Linked DNA regions of Homo sapiens: region 2 is linked to region 1. The links are chromatin contacts, found by Hi-C in ENCODE. All regions are on one chromosome and are shown on one strand. Each heading gives the region's core, a stretch centred on a gene start or an enhancer-like site at or near the end of the contact. The rest is flanking DNA. Distances are from core to core; before and after follow the strand shown. Region 1 holds the start of VKORC1L1 (vitamin K epoxide reductase complex subunit 1L1). Region 2 has its middle 15 kb from the start of CRCP.

Region 1 (3,191 bases), core at 199-2,698:
TCCCTCTCCCTGGGGTAAGCCTGCCGCTTCTTACCAAGAGGTGCAAGTGGACAGGAAATGATGTCTCCAGCCAACAGCCAGAGAGGACCTCAGGCCTGCCAGCAGCAGTGGAAGTGAGTTTGAAAGAGGATTCTGAAGCCTTGAGAGAGCTGCAGCCCTGGCTGACAGCTTGATTGTATCCTCATGAGAGCCTGAGCCAGAGGACACAGCTAACCTCACCCAGATTCCTAGCCCGTGGAAACTGTGAGGGAAAAAAAAGTTTATTGTTTATTAACTGCTAAATTTGGGGTGATTTTTACCCAACAATAGATAACGAATACAAGGATATTGCTTATTATTCAAAATCACTATATAAAGCCCCTGAAAAATTGAAAGCTGCAACCAGGGAAACACTGAAAATCTCCAAGAACCCTGTGTTTCTTCTTAAAGACAGTGAGAAAAAGCACATACATCTGTTTTCCTTTTAGTTTTGGCCACCAGGAAGCTCAGAGCCAAATTTATGATGCAATTTTAATAACTATGTAAGCCCCTATGGCCTGCTTATCTGTGTTCTTATTCCTGGCCTTTCATTTTATTCTGACTTTTCTTTTTCTTCGTCCTGATTGTATTAGCTCATCTTTATTTTTCTATATTATATGAGTTATGGTAAGCAACTTCAAATTCAGCTTACGGAAAAGCAAGGCATTCGTAAATCTCTCTTTTTTTTTTTGAGACTCTTACTCTATCGCCCAGGCTGGAGTGCAGTGGCACGATCTTGGCTCACTGCAACCTCCACCTCCCGGGTTCCGGCAATTCTCATGCCTCAGTCTCCCGAGTAGCTGGGATTACAGGCGCCCACCACGACACCGGGCTAATTTGTTTTTGTTTGTTTTTTGTATTTTTAGTAGAGACGCGGTTACGCCATGTAGGCCAGGCTGGTCTCGAACTCCTGACCTCAAGTGATCCACCTGCCTCGGCCTCCCAAAGTGTTGGGATTACGGGTGTAAGCCACTGTACCCGGTCCATAAATCATTTTTTAAAAATAGTTTTTAAATTTAAAACATAGTTTTGCACATTAAAAAAAAAGTTTTGCACAGGTCTAACCGAAGGTGGTGGTGGGAAGATCAGGTCATAGGTGTGGGTCTCTGGAGCTCCAAGCATTGGCCAGGGTTGATTTGGATTGGGTCAGAAATATACAACGAAAAAGGGAAAAAGGATGGCAATTGATTGCCATCCCCAGAGGGAGGGGCCGAGGGTTCGCCCAGTCACCCACAGTGGCATCCTTGCAATGTGCTAGTTAGACCGCTCCTTTAAGTCCCTCCCGCACTGGCCCGCTCGGCCCCGCCCCTCTCTGGCTCCGCCCCTCCCCACCCCTGCCCCGCCCATCCCCACCCCTGCCCCACCCCTTTCTCCCCCGGGCTCCACCCCTCGCGCGCGACCGGCCGCGCGGCGCAGCGCCACGCCGCCTCAGTCTCCGCCCGCCGATCCGGCCTCTTCGGCCGTTGCGCACTCCACCCCCTCCCTCCGCGCCCGCGCGCGCCTTCCCCGCCCCGTCCGCCTCACTCCTTTTGGGGCGGTTGGGCCGCGCGCCTGTGGGGGCGGGGCCCGGAGCAGGCCACCGAGCCAATGGGGCGCGGCGGCGGCGGCGGCGGTGGTGGCGGCGGCGGCGGAGGCGGCGGTGGCGGCGGTGGCGGCTGGGTCGGGCCCCGACGGGCGGCGGCGGCTGAGGTGGAGGCGGAGGGAGGCGGCGGCGGCGGCGGCGGGAAGATGGCGGCTCCCGTCCTGCTAAGAGTGTCGGTGCCGCGGTGGGAGCGGGTGGCCCGGTATGCAGTGTGCGCTGCCGGAATCCTGCTCTCCATCTACGCCTACCACGTGGAGCGGGAGAAGGAGCGGGACCCCGAGCACCGGGCCCTCTGCGACCTGGGGCCCTGGGTGAAGTGCTCCGCCGCCCTTGCCTCCAGGTAGCCGGCTTGGGGGAGTGGGCCAGGAGCGGCCGAGCGGGGCGAGGGTGGAGTCTCGGGGTGGGGAGCGCGCGGCGGGAGCTCAGGCCTGGGGGCGGCGGGGACCGGGCCGCTGGGGAACTGACGGGGTCGGGTCGGGGCCAGGCGGGGGGCGGCGGCGGGGCGCTCCTGCCCGGGGGGCGGCCTGAGCCCAGGCCGCGGGGCGGAGGTGGCGGGGCCGCGAGGCAGCCGGGGAGGGATGAGGTGGCAGAGTGCAGCCGGGAGGCCGGGGCGGACGCGGAGCGGTCGGGCGGGCTGGGGCCCGGCTGTGCAGGAGCGCGAGGGGGCTGCGGAGGGTGGGTCCAGGCTGGCTTGACAGGTTTCCTGGTTCTCGGGAGGCGGGCCGGGGGTGTGGGACCTTGTCCACCGCACCCTTGAGACCAGCGGCAACCTCTTGTCCCCCCGATCGCTGCAGCCGAGGCTTTGGGGCCGGCGCGGAGACAGGGGGGTTGCCTTTCCCACTGTCTTCCTGGTGCTAGGACAGGTGTTTCCGTGGTCAGGCCTCTTTGTACTCCAGCGCTAGTGAGAATTTGCAGACTTAACTGGGACGGTGACATTTGCTGGCAAACACGAATTTGACCCTACTGTGGAAGAAGATACCCGCACTTAACATATCTGATTTCTTGGATTCCCTCTCGTATGTTTCAGTGTGCCAGGAGAAGGAAATGGTCTGAGTTTGGGTCTAGTTTAAGCTTCATTGGAGTAAAGGACAAGTATGTTATGTATATGGTGGTGTTTTAGGCATTGGAATGACTTTTAAACGTTGTTGCCTATTAGCATATTCGAGACCAGCATATTGGTCAGGCTGGTCTCGAACTCCTGACCTCAGGTAATCCACCCACCTCTGCCTTCCAAAGTGCTGGGAATCAAGCATGAGCCACCGCGCCTGGCCTGCTTAAGTGCTTAAAATTGACTTTTCTTGGCCGGGCACAGTGGCTCACGCCTGTAATCCCAGCACTTTGGGAGGCCGAGGCGGGTGGATCATGAGGTCAGGAGTTCAAGACCAGCCTGGCCAACATGGTGAAACCCCGTCTCTACCAAAAATACAAAAATTAGCTGGGTGTGGTGGCATGTGCCTATAGTCCCAGCTACTCGGGAGGCTGAGGCAGGAGAATTGCTTGAACCTGGGAGGCAGAGGTTGCAGTGAGCCAAGACCACACCATTGCACCCCAGCCTGGGCAACAGAATGAGACTCCATCTCAAATAAATAAA
Region 2 (3,182 bases), core at 525-3,024, 230 kb after region 1:
CAAGAGCAAGACTCTGTCTTTAAAAAATAAATAAAAAAATAGTGGCTGGGCGCGGTGGCTCATGCCTGTAATCCCAGCACTTTGGGAGGCCGAGGCAGGTGGATCACCTGAGGTCAGGAGTTCGAGACCAGCCTGGCCAACATGGTGAAACCCTATCTCTACTAAAAATACAAAAATTAGCCGGGTGTGGTGGCGGGAGCCTGTAGTCCCAGCTACTTGGGAAGCTGAGGCAGGAGACTTGCTTGAACCCGGGAGGCAGAGGTTGCAGTGAGCTGAGATCATGCCACTGCACTCCAGCCTGGGTGACAGAGGGAGACTCTGTCTAAAAATAAATGAATAAGTAAGTAAATAAATAAATAAATACATACATAAGAAAGAAGGAGGAGTGGGGGGGGGAGGAGGAGGAGGAGGAACGGGAGGAAACAGCCAGGCCGTGGCTCATGCCTGTAAAGGAGGAAGAGGAGGAGGAAGAAACAGCCAGGCACAGTGGCTCAAGCCTGTAAAGGAGGAGGAGGAAACAGCCAGGTGTGGTGGCTCATGCCTGTTAAAGGAGGAGGAGGAGGAGAAGGAAGAGGAGGAGGAGGAGGAGGAAGAAACAGCCAGGAGCAGTGGAGGAGCAGGAGATGGAGGAGGAGGAGGAAGAAGAGGAGGAGGAGAAAGAAGAGGAGGTGGAGGAGGAGGAGTGGAGGAGAGGAGAGGAGGAGAGGAGGAGGAGAGGAGGAGGAGGAGAGGAGGCGGAGAGGAGAGGAGGAGGAGAGGAGGAGGAGAGGAGGAGGAGGGGAGGAGGAGGAGAGGAGAGGAGGAGGGGAGGAGAAGGAGGGGAGGAGAAGGAGCGGAGGAGGAGGGGAGTAGAAGGAGTGGAGGAGAGGAGGCGGAGAGGAGAGGAGGAGAGGAGGCGGAGAGGAGAGGAGGAGGAGAGGAGGAGGAGAGGAGGAGGAGGGGAGGAGGAGGAGGGGAGGAGAAGGAGCGGAGGAGGAGGGGAGTAGAAGGAGGGGAGGAGGAGGGGAGGAGGAGGGGAGGAGGAGGAGGGGAGGAGGAGGAGAGAAGGAGAGGAGAAGGAGGGGAGGAGGAGGAGAGGAGGAGAGGGGGAGGAGGAGAGGAGGAGGAGGGGAGGAGGAGGAGAGGAGGAGGAGAAGGAGGTGGAGGAGGAGGAGAAGGAGGTGGAGGAGGAGGAGGTGGAGAAGGAGGTGGAAGAGGAGGAAAGGAAGAAGGGAGGAGGAGGAAAGGAGGGGGAGGAGGGAGGGGGAGAAGAGGAGGAGGGGGAGAAGGAGGAGAGGGAGGAGGAGAAGGAAACGGCGAGGCTTGGTGGCTTACACCTGTAGAGGAGGAGTAGGAGGAAGAAACAGCCAGGCTCCCTGGCTCAGGTCTGTAAAGGAGGAGGAGAATGAGGAGGAGGAGGAGAAGGAAGAAACAGCCAGGCCTGGTGGCTCTCACACCTGTAAAGGAAGAGGAAGAGGAGGAGGAGCAGGAGGAAACAGCCAGGCGTGGTGGCTCACGCCTGTAAAGGAGAAAGAGGAGGAAGAAACAGCCAGGCACAGTGGCTCAAGCCTGCAAAGGAGGAGGAGGAAACAGCCAGTTGCAGTGGCTCACGCCTGTAGAGGAGGAGGAGGAGACAGCCAGGCACAGTGGCTCATGCCTGTAAAGGAGGAGGAGGAGGAGCAGGAGGAAGAAGAAACAGCCAGGAAGGGTGGCTCATGCCGGTAAAGGAGGAGAAGGAAGAGGAGGAGGAGGAGGAAACAGCCAGGCGAGGTGGCTCACGACTGTAAAGGACGAGGAGGAGGAGGAAGAGGGAGAAACAGCCAGGTGTGGTGGCGCAGCCTGTAAAGGAGGAGGAGGAGGAAACAGCCAGGCGAGGTGGCTTACGCCTGTAAAGGAGGAGGAGGAGGAGGAGGAGGAGGAAAAAACAGCCAAGCGCAGTGGCTCATGCCTGTAAAGGAGGAGGAGGAGAAGGAAACTACATGGATTGGTGGCTCAGGCCTGTAAAGGAGGAGGGGAGGGGAGGGGGGAGGAGGAGAAGGAAGAGACGGAAACTGCCAGGCACGGTGGCTCATGCCTGTAATCCCAGCAATTTGGGGGGCAGCAGTAAGGAGGAAGGAAGGAGGAGGAAAAAGAATGAGGAGGAGGAAAGAGGGAGGAAGAAAAAGAAACAGCCAAGCGGGCTTGGTGGCTCATACCCATACTCCCAGCTACTCCAGAGGCTGAGGCAGAAGAAACGCTTGAACCTGGGAGGCGGAGGTTGCAGTTAGCTGAGATCGGGCTACTGCACTCCAGCCTGGGCGACAGAGTGAGACTCCATCTCAAAAAAAAAAAAAAGAGCCAGGTGCAGTGGCTCACGCCTGTAATCCATCTATTTGGGAGGCTGAGGCGGGAAGATTGCTAGAAACCCAGGCGTTTGAGACCAGCCTGACCAACATAGTGAGACCCTGTTTTTACAAAAATAAAAATTTAAAAAAAAATTAAAAATTAGCCAGGAATGGTGGCACAAACCAGTCATCCCAGCTACTCAGAAGGCTGAGGCAAGAGGATCACTTGAGCCCAGGCGGTCAAGGCTGCAGTGAGCTATGGTCAAACCACTGCACTTGAGCCTGGGCAATGGAGTAAGACTCTGTCTCAAAAAAATAGTAATAAAGTTTGAAATACAATAAGAATTACCGAAATGTGACACAAAGACAGCGAATGAACACATGCTGTTGGAAAAACGGCACCAATACGCTACCTCAACACAGGGTTGCCACAATCCTCTAGTATGTTAAAAAATGGGCCACGCATGGTGACTCACGCCTGTAACTCCAGCACTTTGGGAGGCTGAGATGGGAGGATTGCTTGATGCCAGGAGTTCGAAACCAGCCTGGTCAACATAGCGAGACCCCCCCCCATCTAAATTGTTTTAAATATTATTATTATTATCTTTTTTTTTTGAGACAGAGTCTTGTTCTGTCGCTCAGGCTGGAGTGCAGTGGCACAATCTCAGCTCACTGCAAGCTCCGCCTCCTGGGTTCACGCCATTCTCCTGCCTCAGCCTCCCGAGTAGCTGGGACTACAGGTGCCCGCCACCACGCCCGGCTAATTTTTTTGTATTTTTAGTATATATGGGGTTTCACCGTGTTAGCCAGGATGGTCTCGATCTCCTGACCTTGTGATCCGCCCACCTCAGTCTCCCAAAGTGCTGGGATTACAGGCTT

What was found. A loop is a pair of places that touch in the nucleus more often than their neighbours do. Pooled maps may share reads with other maps.
Region 2: a pooled map shows a loop between it and region 1 (4-fold over the local background). The contact joins the enhancer-like site here to the promoter of VKORC1L1 in region 1. A Hi-C loop is called at or near these places in 1 of 50 pooled maps.

Annotation. Positions count from the first base shown.
Region 1 is chr7:65,871,626-65,874,816 of GRCh38, forward strand. It overlaps VKORC1L1 (vitamin K epoxide reductase complex subunit 1L1), which reads left to right and starts at 1,449. Exons shown (of 3, transcript NM_173517.6): 1 at 1,449-1,940. The coding sequence starts at 1,747. RefSeq lists silencers at 1,141-1,200, 1,221-1,720, 1,434-1,613, 2,161-2,230 and enhancers at 1,296-1,847, 2,399-2,950.
Region 2 is chr7:66,098,342-66,101,523 of GRCh38, forward strand. No RefSeq gene overlaps it. Among named protein-coding and RNA genes, the nearest start is that of CRCP, 15 kb to the right of the region's middle. RefSeq lists an enhancer at 1,864-2,425. Within about 2 kb of position 1,775, at least 38 of the 41 ENCODE cell types and tissues checked have a DNase peak (open chromatin) inside an H3K27ac peak, as active enhancers do.